5 separate regions of the Homo sapiens genome follow, and regions 1, 2, 3 and 5 are each linked to region 4. A link is a contact called in ENCODE Hi-C or POLR2A ChIA-PET data. All regions are on one chromosome and are shown on one strand. Each heading gives the region's core, a stretch centred on a gene start or an enhancer-like site at or near the end of the contact. The rest is flanking DNA. Distances are from core to core; before and after follow the strand shown. Region 1 holds the start of RSL1D1 (ribosomal L1 domain containing 1). Region 2 overlaps SNX29 (sorting nexin 29). Region 3 has its middle 13 kb from the start of ZC3H7A. Region 4 holds the start of SOCS1 (suppressor of cytokine signaling 1). Region 5 overlaps SNX29 (sorting nexin 29).

The links. A loop is a pair of places that touch in the nucleus more often than their neighbours do. ChIA-PET counts read pairs that join two places held with the same protein, here RNA polymerase II (POLR2A). Pooled maps may share reads with other maps.
Region 1: a map with no recorded cell type shows a loop between it and region 4 (34-fold over the local background). The contact joins the promoter of RSL1D1 here to the promoter of SOCS1 in region 4. A Hi-C loop is called at or near these places in 1 of 37 single-sample maps with no recorded cell type and 8 of 50 pooled maps. POLR2A ChIA-PET finds 5 or more read pairs at or near these places in 1 of 52 experiments (K562).
Region 2: a loop to region 4 is called in a map of right cardiac atrium, with 6 times the contacts of the local background. The contact joins the enhancer-like site here to the promoter of SOCS1 in region 4. A Hi-C loop is called at or near these places in 1 of 168 maps with a recorded cell type or tissue (right cardiac atrium). POLR2A ChIA-PET finds 5 or more read pairs at or near these places in 1 of 52 experiments (Panc1).
Region 3: a map of HCT116 shows a loop between it and region 4 (6-fold over the local background). The contact joins the enhancer-like site here to the promoter of SOCS1 in region 4. A Hi-C loop is called at or near these places in 1 of 168 maps with a recorded cell type or tissue (HCT116) and 3 of 50 pooled maps. POLR2A ChIA-PET finds 5 or more read pairs at or near these places in 4 of 52 experiments (B cell, CD8-positive, alpha-beta memory T cell, OCI-LY7 and 1 more).
Region 5: a loop to region 4 is called in a map of naive thymus-derived CD4-positive, alpha-beta T cell, with 3 times the contacts of the local background. The contact joins the enhancer-like site here to the promoter of SOCS1 in region 4. A Hi-C loop is called at or near these places in 1 of 168 maps with a recorded cell type or tissue (naive thymus-derived CD4-positive, alpha-beta T cell) and 4 of 50 pooled maps. POLR2A ChIA-PET finds 5 or more read pairs at or near these places in 1 of 52 experiments (activated CD4-positive, alpha-beta T cell).

Annotation. Positions count from the first base shown.
Region 1 is chr16:11,850,187-11,852,886 of GRCh38, forward strand. It overlaps RSL1D1 (ribosomal L1 domain containing 1), which reads right to left and starts at 1,356. Exons shown (of 9, transcript NM_015659.3): 1 at 1,222-1,356; 2 at 93-232. The coding sequence starts at 1,326. RefSeq lists enhancers at 518-1,717, 1,490-2,024, 2,025-2,558 and a silencer at 1,286-1,472.
Region 2 is chr16:12,146,517-12,149,216 of GRCh38, forward strand. All of the region lies in intron 13 of SNX29 (sorting nexin 29), which reads left to right. Among named protein-coding and RNA genes, the nearest start is that of SNX29, 170 kb to the left of the region's middle. RefSeq lists enhancers at 1,469-2,026, 1,616-1,910. Within about 2 kb of position 1,300, at least 4 of the 41 ENCODE cell types and tissues checked have a DNase peak (open chromatin) inside an H3K27ac peak, as active enhancers do.
Region 3 is chr16:11,808,758-11,811,457 of GRCh38, forward strand. No RefSeq gene overlaps it. Among named protein-coding and RNA genes, the nearest start is that of ZC3H7A, 13 kb to the left of the region's middle. Within about 2 kb of position 1,299, at least 8 of the 41 ENCODE cell types and tissues checked have a DNase peak (open chromatin) inside an H3K27ac peak, as active enhancers do; they include B cell and OCI-LY7, where a contact is called at or near this core.
Region 4 is chr16:11,254,954-11,257,653 of GRCh38, forward strand. SOCS1 (suppressor of cytokine signaling 1) reads right to left here and starts at 1,251. Exons shown (of 2, transcript NM_003745.2): 1 at 1,126-1,251; 2 at 1-575. The coding sequence starts at 525. All of the region lies in intron 1 of LOC105371082 (a long non-coding RNA gene), which reads left to right. RefSeq lists silencers at 397-546, 557-606, 707-1,446, 1,697-1,896.
Region 5 is chr16:12,078,993-12,081,692 of GRCh38, forward strand. The region is part of intron 11 of SNX29 (sorting nexin 29); the gene reads left to right. It also overlaps the pseudogene RPS23P6. Among named protein-coding and RNA genes, the nearest start is that of SNX29, 100 kb to the left of the region's middle. Within about 2 kb of position 1,304, at least 8 of the 41 ENCODE cell types and tissues checked have a DNase peak (open chromatin) inside an H3K27ac peak, as active enhancers do.

The DNA of each region.
Region 1 (2,700 bases), core at 106-2,605, 600 kb after region 4:
AAAGTTTCCATTAGTAACCATGATGCAATTGTTCGAGTTACAAAGAATAAACACACAGATAAAAACAGCAAAGGTAGAAAATCACAACTTACAATCTGACCCTCAGTTCTTTACTTGGAATTTTCCATAATACCACCATTAAAAATAAACTTTCATTCTCATTCAAAAGCAACCCATAATTGTTTTTCCTGGACTTGCAATGCGTCAAGAGAGCGTCCACTGCCTTTCTAACCTGCAAAGTGGAAATTAGACAAATAAGTGAAATGTTTTCACAATAACTTACACAAATAAATGAAATGTTCTCAATCTAATTTAGCATTTGCCCCCTCCCACACCTTCTATTTTTTCCCTTCCAACTTCTATTTCAAGGGGTAACCTCCATAACCGTATCTATTAGGATCCTGCAGTTTATATTCACAGAAATCTAAGAATCCATCAAACATGCCTAAGTACCCACTTCCAGTACTGTGTGCAGAAGGGCACCTCTTCTACTTAAAGAGATTGGGCTAGAGGGAAACGTGCCCCTCCTGCCCTCAATGATGAAAGCAGTAATCCCAGGAAAAACGCAAAGCAAAATGCATTTAGCATTTACTGAGAACTCCTGGCAATTCTCCTGCCTCAGCTTCCCGAGTAGCTGAGATTACAGGCGCCCGCCACCACGCCCACCTAATTTTTGTATTTTTAGTAGAGACGGGGTTTCACCATGTTGGCCAGGCTGGTATCGAACTCCTGACCTCAGGTGATCCACCCGCCTCGGCCTCCAAAAGTGCTGGGATTACAGGCGTGAGCCACCGCGCCCGGCCTACTGAGCACCTTCTTACCATGTACCAGGCCAAAGCGCTTTACACTCATTACCTCTCCCGATCCTGGATAACGGGGAGCCGAAGGGCCCACTTTAAATAACGGGTAACAGACCTGCAAAACTAAGCGATTCGGTCAAGCGCTAATGATAGGGAAGCTAAGCCAGGTCGCCAGGTCTATCTCATCTAGCTCCACAGCACACTTGCAACCCAATTCACTAGCGCCAGGCCGCAGGACCAGGGAAAGCAGGCGCCCACCCACGTGTGTAAAGGGGAGAGACAGCTGAGGCACACGGCCCGCCAGCGACCGTCCCACAGCCCCGGGGAAGTCCGCCGAGCACGCACTCGGGTTCCGGCACCCTGCGCCTCACGAGGTAACCGCCACACTGCTTCCAAGCCACCCTCCCCAGGAACCACTCACCTGTTCTTTATCCAGCTGCTTCCGTGCTGTCGGGGCCGCTGGAGTCGAGGTGGAGGTTCCAGTAGCGGCTGCAGAAGACAGCGAGGCCGAGGCCGAATCCTCCATCTTGTTTCCACCTCGTGAAGAGGCGCGTGTGCAACCCCACTGCTGGCTTCTGGTGCGCACGCGCGAGCAAGCCCGGCCCCGGAAGCGAGGGGGCGGGAACCGAGCCTCTGTGCGTCATTTCCGGGAGAGCGTGGGGTTTCGCTCTCCGGGGCAGTGGCTGCTGTCAGAATCCCTTCTTTGAGGAGGCACCTGCTCTTCCGCTTTTCTCCAGCTTTCCATGAGCTGTGGGGAGTAGCTTGGGTGTCCTCTCACTCTTACTAGATAGAAATCAAGAAAGCGCCTTGAGGCGAGAGAAGAGTCCCGTCAGGAGGCCCAGTGGGGTCCTCCACACTCCACGGTCCCCGCCTCCGGGAAGGCCGCGCGTGGCATGGGCAGAGCGCGGAATCCTGGCTCCACTGCCCACCTGCCCGTTGACTTTAGGCGACGCCAACCCCAGGCTGGTGAGGAGTCCCTGAAATATAAGGCACGGGAGCCACCCGGAGCCACCCGACCTGCCACGTTAAGCAGCATGAGGGACCGAAAGATGAGTCTGGGCCAGTCTCTTAGGAGCTTCTGGTCTCGCAGAGAGGCGGGAGGTAAGATCCTGTACAAATAAGCGTGGCTGGTCGTGCGCGTGGCTGGCGTCTGGAATCCCAGCGCTCTGGGAGGCCGAGGCGGAGGGATTCCAGGAGTTGGAGACCAGTCCGTGCATATACGAGACTCCGTCTCTCCAAAAATTATAAACATTAGCCGGCGTGGTGGTGCGCGCCTGTAGTCCCGGCTACTTGGGAGGCGGAGGATGGAGGATCTTGAGGAATTCGAGGCTCGGTGAGTTCTGATCCGCGCCACTGCACTCCAGCGTAGGCAGTAGAGTGAGACCTTGTCGCTAAACAAACAGGTTAGGAGTGGAGGCTGGATAACTGACAAATGGAATACCTTAGAACAGGGGAGTCCAATCTTTTGGCTTCCGTGGGCCACACTGGAAGAAGAATTGCCTGGGCCCATATATAAAACTAATACTAATGATAGCCGACGAGCTTTAAAAAAAAAATCTAAAAAAAATCTCGTAATGCTTTAAGGAAGTTTACGAATTCGTGTTGGGCTGTATTCAAAGCCTGGCCTCCAGGGCCGCACGCGGCCCTTGGGTAGGACAGGTTTGCTTTGTAATGTCTTCCTCCCACTCCACCCGCCTCCCCAGAGGTACCCTTACCAGTGTCTCCTGGAACCTTCCAGAGATGTTCTAGGCATGTTTAGGAGATACTTCTCCTTTCTCTTGTTGGATGGGTTTAATTAATTTTTTTCCTTTTTTTTTTTTTTTTTTTTGTAATGGAGTCTCGCTCTGTCGCACAGGCTGGAGTGCAGTGGCACGATCTGGGCTCACTGTATCCTTCGCTT
Region 2 (2,700 bases), core at 50-2,549, 890 kb after region 4:
TGGCCTCCCAAAGTGCTGAGATTACAGGTGTGAGCCACTGCACCCAGCCAAGAGATATGAATGTTTTCATGGCCCAAGTTCTTGGCGGCAGGCTGAGGTGGGAGGGCCTGCTCATCAGAAATGGAGCTAGTTCTACTACCATTCATCACTGCTTGGCTCCTGCATCTGTGGCTGTGGAAGGTGAAGGTATCCTTGGCATGAATGATTTCTCAGCTCGTTTTTCTTTTGGGATTAATGATGTGGGACTCCCAAAGGTGGGAGAATGGAAATGCCAAATGCTTTAATGTTGAAATTTAAAATAATGGGAGCACCTTCTCAAACATGACCAACAGTGGAAAGCCATATAAATTTCTTCATGAGCCTTTCAGAATTTTGTAACCAGTATAGGTTTCCTAGATAGTTTTTTAAAATATAAAATGGTAGAGACAGCATAATGGGAGAGGAACAGAAGCTTGGTGGCATCTCAGAGCAATCACGTACAAGGGAGAAAGCCATGTGCTTGTTTATTTTCTCTAATGCTTCTAGAATCCAATCAAAGACTCAGGTTTTGTTGACGAACTCAACTTTTTAGGGAGCAAGCAGCAAGGTATATTTGCATGAACATCTGTGTTTTGAAGCGCGTGCCCGCGTTGAATGGTTGAGCGTCAGAGTCATTAGTACCCAATGCCAGATGTTCCCTGAAAAATCTGCACCAAACACAGACTTGGGCAGTTCATCAAGATGTGAAAAACATGCAGCTGTTAAGGGAAAAGGGAGAAGGTTGTGTCTGAAATGTTGCTCCAGCCCATCGCTTTCCCCCATCAAAGGACAGAAGCAGGAGGAAATAAAAAAAAATTACCAAAACCCATAAATATGACAGAACTCTTATGAAAAGGTTACGGTAATTATTCACCGGGGAGGGAAATGCTTTTCCCATTCATTAATGCTTCATTTCTTGTCTTTTCTAATGAGAAGTAGGTAGAGGTGTCTAGAGAGAAAGAAAAATAGCAGAATGGTTTTGAGGGATACCAAAAGAGCCCAGGAAAGGTGAACAATGGGAAGAGAGGTGTGGCCACTAAGTAAATGCTGGTGTTTGAGTTACTTCCGAGAAATGGTTGGAATGAAACAGCTGGATGTAGCCGATCCAAGGAGCCGCAGCCCGTGGCTCAGTTTAACCCCCTTGACTTTCCCTCTTTGCCTCCGGAGAGGCAGAATTTGCAGCCTGATTATTCGTAGAAATAATTTTTCAAATCTTGCCTTTCCGGTACGGTTCACAAGGTGGCAATTTCCATGTCACTGAACATGAAGCCTGGGTCTTAAATATAGCCAGGATGTGAATGCCCTGCAGGCGGTGACAGTGGCAATGTGACATCACTGCCAAGCAACTTCTTTTTATTTTGGAGCCTGGGAGGGGAACAACAGGAAGCTGGGCAGAGGGGAGATATTCTTGGCAGCAGCAGCAGCGATGCAGTTTAAAGAGAGACAACTGTCAAGGCTAGTGACTGAGCAAACCAGAGTTCGCTGAATTCGTACTGGTGCCAAACATAGCCGAAGCAAAGATGTGTGAGACTCGTACCTGCTGCTGCTCAGCTCCAGCCACCAAGTAGCCATCATGAAAATGTTTTATTTTAAGCAGAAGAACTTTCCTTCAAATGCATTCTTACTTGGAAGCTCTCTGAGACCCGAGAGAGCTCCCTGAGAGCTGAGCCACACAGGTTAAAGTGGAGAGGTGGGGTCCTGGAATGCCACCCATGGAGCTACAAAATGCCCTTTGTTATCCATGTTGAAAAGGCCACTTAAAAATGGCGACCTAGCGTGGGATAGGCTTGCCTTTGAGCACATTCCCTCTTGTTTCTGGTAATGTGAGCTAAGGAGCTGTTAGGGCTGAACTAAATCCACAGATGGTCTCTGCCTCTCTTTCTGTATCTGGCAAGGCTCTTTCCCAAGTTTGTTAGGGAGTTGACGTTAGCTACATCTTAGTAGATCTTGTTTTTCTTGTTTTTCACTCATTTGTACCTCAGATTTTCTTGTCCAATCTCCCCCTCCCCTGCATGATTAGTCCCTCTTATTTTGCTTAACTTTTTCTTATTTCCATAGCATTTCTTGTTTTCTAATACATCACTTCTTAGATTCATGATTTATCACTGCCTTTTGGTCTTAAGTTTTAAGCCTCATGAGGGCAGGAGCCTTTGTCTTGTTTTATTTTATTTTATTTTTCTGAGGTGGCATCTCGCTCTTGTTGCCCAGGCTGGAGTACAATGGCACGATCTTGGCTCACCGCAACCTCCACCTCCCGGGTTCAAGTGATTCTGCTGCCTCAACCTCCTGAGTAGCTGGGATTACAGGCATGTGGCACCATGCTCAGCTAATTTTTTTTTGTATTTTTAGTAGAGACAGGGTTTCTCCATGTTTGTCAGGCTGGTCTCGAACTCCTGACCTCAGGTGATCCACCTGCCTCAGCCTCCCAAAGTGCTGGGATTACAGGTGTGAGCCACCACGCCCGGCCTGCCTTCGTCTCATTAGTTCACCGATAGATCTATTCCAAGGAGCCTGGACAATGCCTGGCACATAATAGAGCTCAGTGGATGTTTGTTGAATGAATAAATGAGCATTTGTCAGTTACTTCTAAGTTGTTGTTCTGCTGTGTTTGGCTTATGTTTCCAAGGTGATTTCATTTCATGGTCTAAAGTGGCTGCTGGAGCCCCAGCCCTGACACCTGTG
Region 3 (2,700 bases), core at 49-2,548, 550 kb after region 4:
GGCGGGCAGATCACAAGGTCAGGAGTTCGAGACCAGCCTGACCAACGTGGTGAAACCCCGTCTCTACTAAAAATACAAAAATTAGTCAGGCGTGGTGGCGTGCGCCTGTAATCCCAGCTACTCAGGAGGCTGAGGCAGGAGAATCACTTGAACCCGGGAGGCAGAGGTTGCAGTGAGCTGAGATCGTGCCACTGCATCCCAGCTTGGGCAACAGAGCAAGACACTGTCTCAAAAAAAGATAATAATAAAATATGCAAATGTATCCACAAAACGTATGACAATGGTTTGGCACCTTTTTTGCTAGGATGTCAAAATCCAGCAATAAAGTTGTTCTAACCAGATTCGAACTAGTTTTGGTGTTTTTTTTGTTTTTTTGAGACGGAGTTTCGCTCTGTCACCCACGCTGGAATGCAGTGGCATGATCTCAGCTCACTGCAAGCTCCGCCTCCTGGGTTCACGCCATTCTCCTGCCTCAGCCTCCCGAGTAGCTGGGACTACAGGTACCCGCCACCACACCCGGATAATGTTTTGTATTTTTAGTAGAGATGGGGTTTCACTGTGTTAGCCAGGATGGTCTCGATCTGACCTCGTGATCCGCCTGTCTCGGCCTCCCAAAGTGCTGGGATTACAGGCGTGAGCCACTGCGCCCGGGCCTAGAACTAGAATATCATATATCAAATCTAAGCAGTCAAATCTTGCCCAAGTCTTAGTGATTCAAATACCCTTTGGGGACCAGTTCCCTTTCAAGCACTTCACTGGTATTTTCTTTCAAGGTGTTATGAGTGCATATGTCAAGAATTTTTTGGCTGGGTGCGGTGGCTCACGCCTGTAATCCCAGCACTTTGGGAGGCCAAGGCAGGTGGATCATCTGAGGTCAGGAGTTCAAGACCAGCCTAGCTGACATGGTGAAACACTGTCTCTACTAAAAATACAAAAAATTAGCCAGGCTTGGTGGTGGGCGCCTGTAATCCCAGCTACCAGGGAGGCTGAGGTAGGAGAATCAGTGGAACCCGGAAAGCAGAGGTTGGCGGTGAGCTGAGATTGTACCACTGTACTCCAGCCTGGGCAACAGAGCGAGACTCCATCTGAAAAAAAAAAAAAAAAAGAATTTTTTAGTTGTAAGAGACTGTTAAGTAGTGAACCCTAATTAAACAAGGCTAAGGGGAAGAAAGGAAATTTATGAGCTCATAGAACTTAATTGTCCAGGTAAGGTTCGTGTCAGTATCATCAGAAACTCAGGCACTCTCTCTCCTTCTGTCAGTTCTGCTTTCCATTCTCAGGCAGACTCACCCCTTGCGGCAACGTAACTGCCAGCAGTTCCAGGCTTAGGTGGTCTTTTCTCAGCAACTCCCACAAAGCCTTGCTCTTACAAATACTTCCGTAAAACCTGGACCTGACTCTGGCCAGAACTGTGTCACACTGTTACGGGTGGAGGGTGTCCAGGTTCTTGACGTTTTGAAAAAAGAATTGGACGAAACGCACAAAGCAATGAAAGAAAAGCACAGATTTATTGAAACGAAAGTACACTCCACAGAGTAGGGAGCAGGTTAGAGGAAGTGACTCAACAATGCTGGTTACAGAATTTTCTGGGGTTTAAATACCCTTCAGAGGTTTCCCATTGGTATGCCCTATGTAAATGAAGAGGGTAAGTGAAGTTACAAAGTTATTTACTTGGCATACACCCCATGGAAATGAAGAGGATGTTTCCTGCCATAGCTGAAGTGAAGTTACAAAGTTATTTAGTTGGGCATAGAAAGTTGGGGTTTTGGCCTGGAGGTGGGAGAGCGGGGAGGGCTCATGCCTGTAATCCAAACACTTTCGGAGGCGGAGGTGGGCGGACCTTTGGCCAACATAGTGAAACTCCGTCTCTACTAAAAATACAAAAATTAGCCTAGCATGGTGGGGGGTGCCTGTAATCCCAGCTACTTGGGAGGCTGAGGCAGGAGAATTGCTTGAACCCGGGAGGCGGAAGTTGCAGTGAGCCAAGATCAGGCCACTGAACTCCATCTAGAAAAAAAAAAAGACAGTTAATTGGGGTTTTTCCCTTTTATTGAGTTCTAGGAAGTATGTATGTTTGTTTGTTTATTTATTAAAACAGAGTCTCACTTTGTTGCCCAGGCTGTAGTGCAGTGGTAGGATCTTGGCTCACTGCAACCTCTGCCTCCCAGGTTCAAGCGATTTTCCTGCCTCAGCCTCCCAAGTAGCTGGGATTACAGGTGCTCACCACCACACCAAGCTAATTTTTCTATTTTTAATAGAGATAGAATTTCACCATGTTGGCCAGGGTGGCCTCGAACTCCTGATCTCAGGTGATCCACCGGCCCCGGCATCCCAACGTGCTGGGATTACAGGTGTGAGCCACTGCACTCGGCCTAGTTCTAGGAAGTTTTTAGGTTCCCTGCCTCCAGACCCCATTCTCCTGCATCAACATAAGCATCCTGAATCAATCATCCAGGCAGGACGGGCAGGTTATACAGTTTTGTTGTAAACAGTTATGTTAAGGCCAGGCACGGTGGCTCACACCTGTAATCCCAGCACTTTGGGAGGCCAGGGTGGGCAGATCACTTGAGGCCAGGAGTTCGAGACCAACCTGGCCAACACGGTGTAACCCCATCTCTACCAAAAATACAAAAATTACCCAGGTGTAGTGGCATGCACCTGTAACCTCAGCTACACGGGAGGCTGAGGGAGGAGAATCAC
Region 4 (2,700 bases), core at 1-2,500:
CTGCAGCGGCCGCACGCGGCGCTGGCGCAGCGGGGCCCCCAGCATGCGGCGCGGCGCCGCCACGTAGTGCTCCAGCAGCTCGAAGAGGCAGTCGAAGCTCTCGCGGCTGCCATCCAGGTGAAAGCGGCCGGCCTGAAAGTGCACGCGGATGCTCGTGGGTCCCGAGGCCATCTTCACGCTAAGGGCGAAAAAGCAGTTCCGCTGGCGGCTGTCGCGCACCAGGAAGGTGCCCACGGGCTCGGCGCGCAGCCGCTCGTGCGCCCCGTGCACGCTCAGGGGCCCCCAGTAGAATCCGCAGGCGTCCAGGAGCGCGCTGGCGCGCGTGATGCGCCGGTAATCGGCGTGCGAACGGAATGTGCGGAAGTGCGTGTCGCCGGGGGCCGGGGCCGGGACCGCGGGGCACGGCCGCGGGCGCGCGGGGGCCGCGGGCGAGGAGGAGGAAGAGGAGGAAGGTTCTGGCCGCCGTCGGGGCTCTGCTGCTGTGGAGACTGCATTGTCGGCTGCCACCTGGTTGTGTGCTACCATCCTACAGAAGGGGCCAGCCGGAGGGGTGGGCCATAGCGTCCGGGGGTGCGCTGCGGGAGAGACAAAGAGGTGAGCTGGGGCGCTGCGGGGCCGGGCAGGTGTGCGCCGGCCGGACAACTCCGGAGGGCGGCGCTCCCGGCGGACCCGGCCCTAGGGGGCGAGCACGGAGCACCAAGTCCGCGCGGATCCGTTCAGCCTCAGTGGACACAGCTAGAAAATGGGCTCTGTACTCCGCGGAGCTCTTCCCGGCGGGTGGGGGCTCGGTGGAGGCGGAGTCCGGCCTCCGGGCAGCACCGAGAGGGGGGCGTGGAGAGCAGCCGGTTCTGGCTCCAGCCGTCCGGCCCCGGCTCGCCGCCCCGCGCCCGCCGCCTGCTGGCCAGGCTGGGATCCGCGCCTGGTCTGGGCGATTTGGGCTAGGGCCGGAGAAAGGCTGTGCTGCGGGAGCCCCGCGCGCGGGGGGCGGCCTGGGTGGGGCCGGCGAGGGTCAGGGGCATCGCGGCCGCGACCCCATTCTGCAGCCCCCGAGGCTCGCCCGACTCCTGGCTGCCCTGGACTCCCCTCCCTCCTCCCTCCCGCCTCCTCGCCCAGGGCCCGGCTCACCTGGCGGCGGGGCGCGGGACGCCGCGGGCGGGACGGCGGGGGGCTCCGGGGCGCTCCGGGGCGGCTCTCGCGCATGCTCCGGGGCCAGGAGCCGTGCAGCTGCCACGGCCGCAGCTCGCTCTGTTCGGCGCCCGCCCCTGCGCCAGTCTTTTAAACCGGCTCGGAGGCGGGGCTGGCGACGGCGGGAGGCCCCGCCCCCTGCCGGCCCCGCCCCCAGCTCCACTTTTGGTTTCTCTTTCCGCGGTGGCGTCCGGCGAGGACCGCTTCGGCCCTGTTTCCCTCTCTTCTGGACCCTCCCGCGGGGCCCTCTGCCCGCCTGTTCGCACCTGCCCCAGCACCCGCCTCTCGAGGGGCTCTGGCCCCGACCCTGCGCCTTCCGGCCACTTCTCGGACCCCTCCTTCGGACTTGGCGACCCCGATTTTGCCCCGCTACCTCGGGTTCCACTTTCTGCCGCCAGGCCCTCTTGGGACGCGCCCTGACACACCCTCCTCCGCCCCAGCTGTCTCCACACCCGCCGGGGGCAGAGCCCTGTCCTCTCCTCCCCTGCAGCCAGATCCCCCTAGGAGGCCACAGAAGGTGTCCCCAACCCTGAGCCTGACCCCACCCGTAGACCCCCTCCTAGCCCCTGCTCCACCCGCCGTCGACGCCCTCAGTCGCCCGCCCTGCTGTCCCGAAGCCCCGGCCGGCCGCGGTCTCTGGTCTTGGCTCGGGCTTCCCGGGAAGCGGCGGCCTGACCACAGGCTTCAGAGGAACCCCTGGCGGCGCGGGCGCCTCCACCCCGGCCCAGTTCCTCGGAAACTGGGCGGGGCCGGGCAAGGTCCCTGGTGGCCTCGACTGCCCTCCCTGCGCTCCCACTACCCGGCTGCGGAAGAAACTGAGGCTGGGGAGGGGCTGGGATTTGCAATGGCTTGCAGATTGGGAGCTCTGGACCTGGATCTCGCCTTCCCCGTCTTCATTTTGGGGAGAGGTGCAGCTGGACGACATCAAATTGGAGCCCAGTGAAAAAATGGTGCATTCTCAGACGTGATGAATCCCCAAACCTGGTTTCCTAGCCCTCCTCTCCCCCGACCCCTTCCTCATAGATTTCCCCCTCCTACTGCTCCGTCAGGCATCTGCCCTTCAAAGACTGCCTTCCCACCACACACACGGCCGGGGCTTGGGATGGTGGGCGGTCGGTGGTCGGGGCTGTAATTTGCACACGTGTTTGTGATTTAGTGATTCCGATTGTCGTGCGAGGCCATGGAGTAGGTGCCTGGCTGCTCCGTGTATTTTTGAATGAAGGCATGTGAGGAGCCCCAGCATCACAAGGGGCCACATAAAAACCTGGCTAGGCTGGGCACTTGGTTACTGGCCTCACACTGGGACACACTGCCCTCTACAGACAGCTCTCAGACGGCTTCTCTCCTGGAAGCCCTGGTGCCCAGTCCCTTCCCGCCTCCCTGGCCCCACGATACCTCTTTCCCCAGGCAGAGCCTAGGTCCTTATTAACCTCCTGAACACAGGGAGTGGCCCAGAATCAGCCCAGCTTAGCACCCCATCAGTGCCCTGAATCTGCATGTGGCCAGGGCTGGTGG
Region 5 (2,700 bases), core at 54-2,553, 820 kb after region 4:
CTAACCCTGTGACTGTGGGTTCACGTCAGGTGTGTACGTCCCTGGTTGTAGACTGGAGGTGTGGTACGTGCTTGTGGATATCCAGAACCGTGGTTAATGCGTGGCGCTTGGGCGTGTGCGCGCTAAAGGGCGTGCCTCAGGATGGAGCAGCCTTGCCGTAGACTTCTGTGGTTCCAGGTTTTGGGGTTTGCCTCCCATAATGCAGTTAGCTACAGAGGACCTATTCTAGTTGGATTTCCTTTGTAACTCTGAAGGACTCATTTTTGTAAGTGAAGAAGAATATGTCTCTCCAAGATGATTAAACTTTGCTAATGATCAGGCTTCAACTGTTTCCAACTTTACTACCTAGAAAAAGTATTAGAGATATAGCAAGGAAGACTAGGTTTGAATGGCTTTGTATAACAAAGAATAAACCAACTGTTATGTAAACTGACGGGTGCTCCTGGTATCTCACTGGTGGCTTGAGCCAGCATTTGTCCCATGGCCTCCCCTGGAGGCAGAGGGGGCACTTGTTCCCAATTAAAAAAAAAAATTAGCTTTTGTTGCTAAGGAAGGAAGAAGGCGTTTGGGAGGCACCTAGCATTTTCTGATTCAAGGGTGAAGCAGGAAGTGAGCAGACACTATGTAAACCAACAGTTGGTTTATTTTTTGTACACAAAGCCATTCAGACCTACTCTTCTTGAAGTTCCGGTGGTTAAGGAGATGTGATGGAAATTTCTCTCTATCCAGAGGTAGATGGGCTGGGGCTGGTATGTGGCTCCACGGCCATCAGAGACCGGGACTCCTCCTGTCTTGCCTTGTAGACCAAAATAGCCATTTTAGCTCCAGCCATTTCATTCTCATTCCAGGCGGCAGGAAGGAGGAGAGAGCAGAGAGACTTCGTCTATTTCTACATATAGGATTCAGGGGCCTGAGCTTGGATAGGGAAAAAAATTACAATGTTTTTCATTTAGCTCTGGGTGAAATATAGTATTTTCTTCAATCATGATCATTCTATTTTGATGTAATTGGTTTCCTTTGTGATATGGTATGTTTTATATATTTTAATACATTTTCCTGAATAGGAGCCCATGGTTATTCCTAGATTACAAAATGGGCTCTTGGTACAAAAACGTTGAAGCTCCCCCGACCTTCACTAGAAGGTGCTTACAGTATACCACTCGTGTCTTGGGCCAGCATTCATGTCATGGTCCCCCTTGGCTGCAGAGGGGGCAATTGTTCTTGATAAAAAGGAAATTAGTTTTTGTTGCTAAGGAAGGAAGAAAGAGTTTGGGAGGCACCCAGCATTCTTTGATTCAAGGGTGAAGCAGGAAGTGAGCAGACACCGTAAGGCTGCTGCGTGGGAACGGCTGGCCGCACTTTTTGTATGTGAGCATGTGTGGTTTACTGTGGCGCTGCTCAGCCCTGAACTCCGCTGAGCAGGTGTTAATAGATCACTCAGTCCATGGGACACAGGGTGGGTGAGTATGTAGCTGGCTGCTTTTCACCTGTCAATCTTTTGTTTACCACAGTACTGTTACTTACCCTATAGTTTACTTTATTATTCATTTTTATTTATTTATTTTTTTGTAGAGTTGAGGTCTCACCATGCTGTCCAGGCTGGTCTTGAACTCCTAGGATCAAGCGATCCACCCGCCTCAGCCTTCCAAAGCGCTGGGATGACAGGCATGAGCCACCGTGCCCGGCCTACTACAGTTTACTTTTTTTTTTTTTTTTGAGACAGAGTCTTGCTCTTGTCTCCCAGGCTGGAGTGCAATGGCACGATCTCAGCTTACTGCAACCTCCACCTCCTGGGTTCAAGCGATTCTCCTGCGTCAGCCTCCCAAGTAGCTGGGATTACAGGCCCACGCCCGGCTAATTTTTGTATTTTTAGTAGAGATGGGGTTTCGCCATGTTGGCCGGGCTGGTCTTGAACTCCTGACCTCATGATCTGCCGGTCTCAGCCTCCCAAAGTGCTGGGATTACAGGTGTGAGCCACCGTGCCCAGACTGTAGTTTACTTTTAATGATGCACTTAAACAAATTGAATTCCTTTATTTTTTGAAAAAGGAAGCTTTATCTCACTACTGTAAATGGAGAGTCACTATGAGTTAACGAAACCAGCAGGTCGCTGTAAAATGAAGACAGTGGAAGGAAACTATTACTAAGTGTGCCTGGCGTGGTTGCCTGCCCTGGGTTCCGATTGATACCCACTCTTGTTGTTCAAAAGAGAGATGAGTGCTGCTTCTTTTTGGCCCCGGCCTGTGGCAAGTATCTCAGTCTTCATACTGCTGGGAAGCTCTGTAACCACCAGCAAGACCAGAAGTGGGGTGATCAGCAGTGCAGGAAAGCCCATTTGGGTGCAGTCCCCGCACCTAGCCCTTTTGGAAGTGCTTCTCCAAAAGGGAATTGTGCCGGAAAAGTAGGGATTGAAACCAAACAGCCACATCCTGCCATCAGGATGCTCTTTATGGCCCCACTGACCAAGAAATCACAGCTTCTGTACTCAGTGATGACTGCTTGACTTCAGTTGAGGACAACAATGAAGTTCTGTAGCCAGGCGTGGTGGCAGATGTCTGTAATCCCAGCTACTCGGGAGGCTGAGGCAAGAGAATTGCTTAAACCCCGGGAGGTGGAGGTTGCAGTGAGCCGAGATGGCGACACTGCACTCCAGCCTGGGTGCCAGAGCGAGACTCTTTGTCTCAAAAAAAAAAAAAAAAAA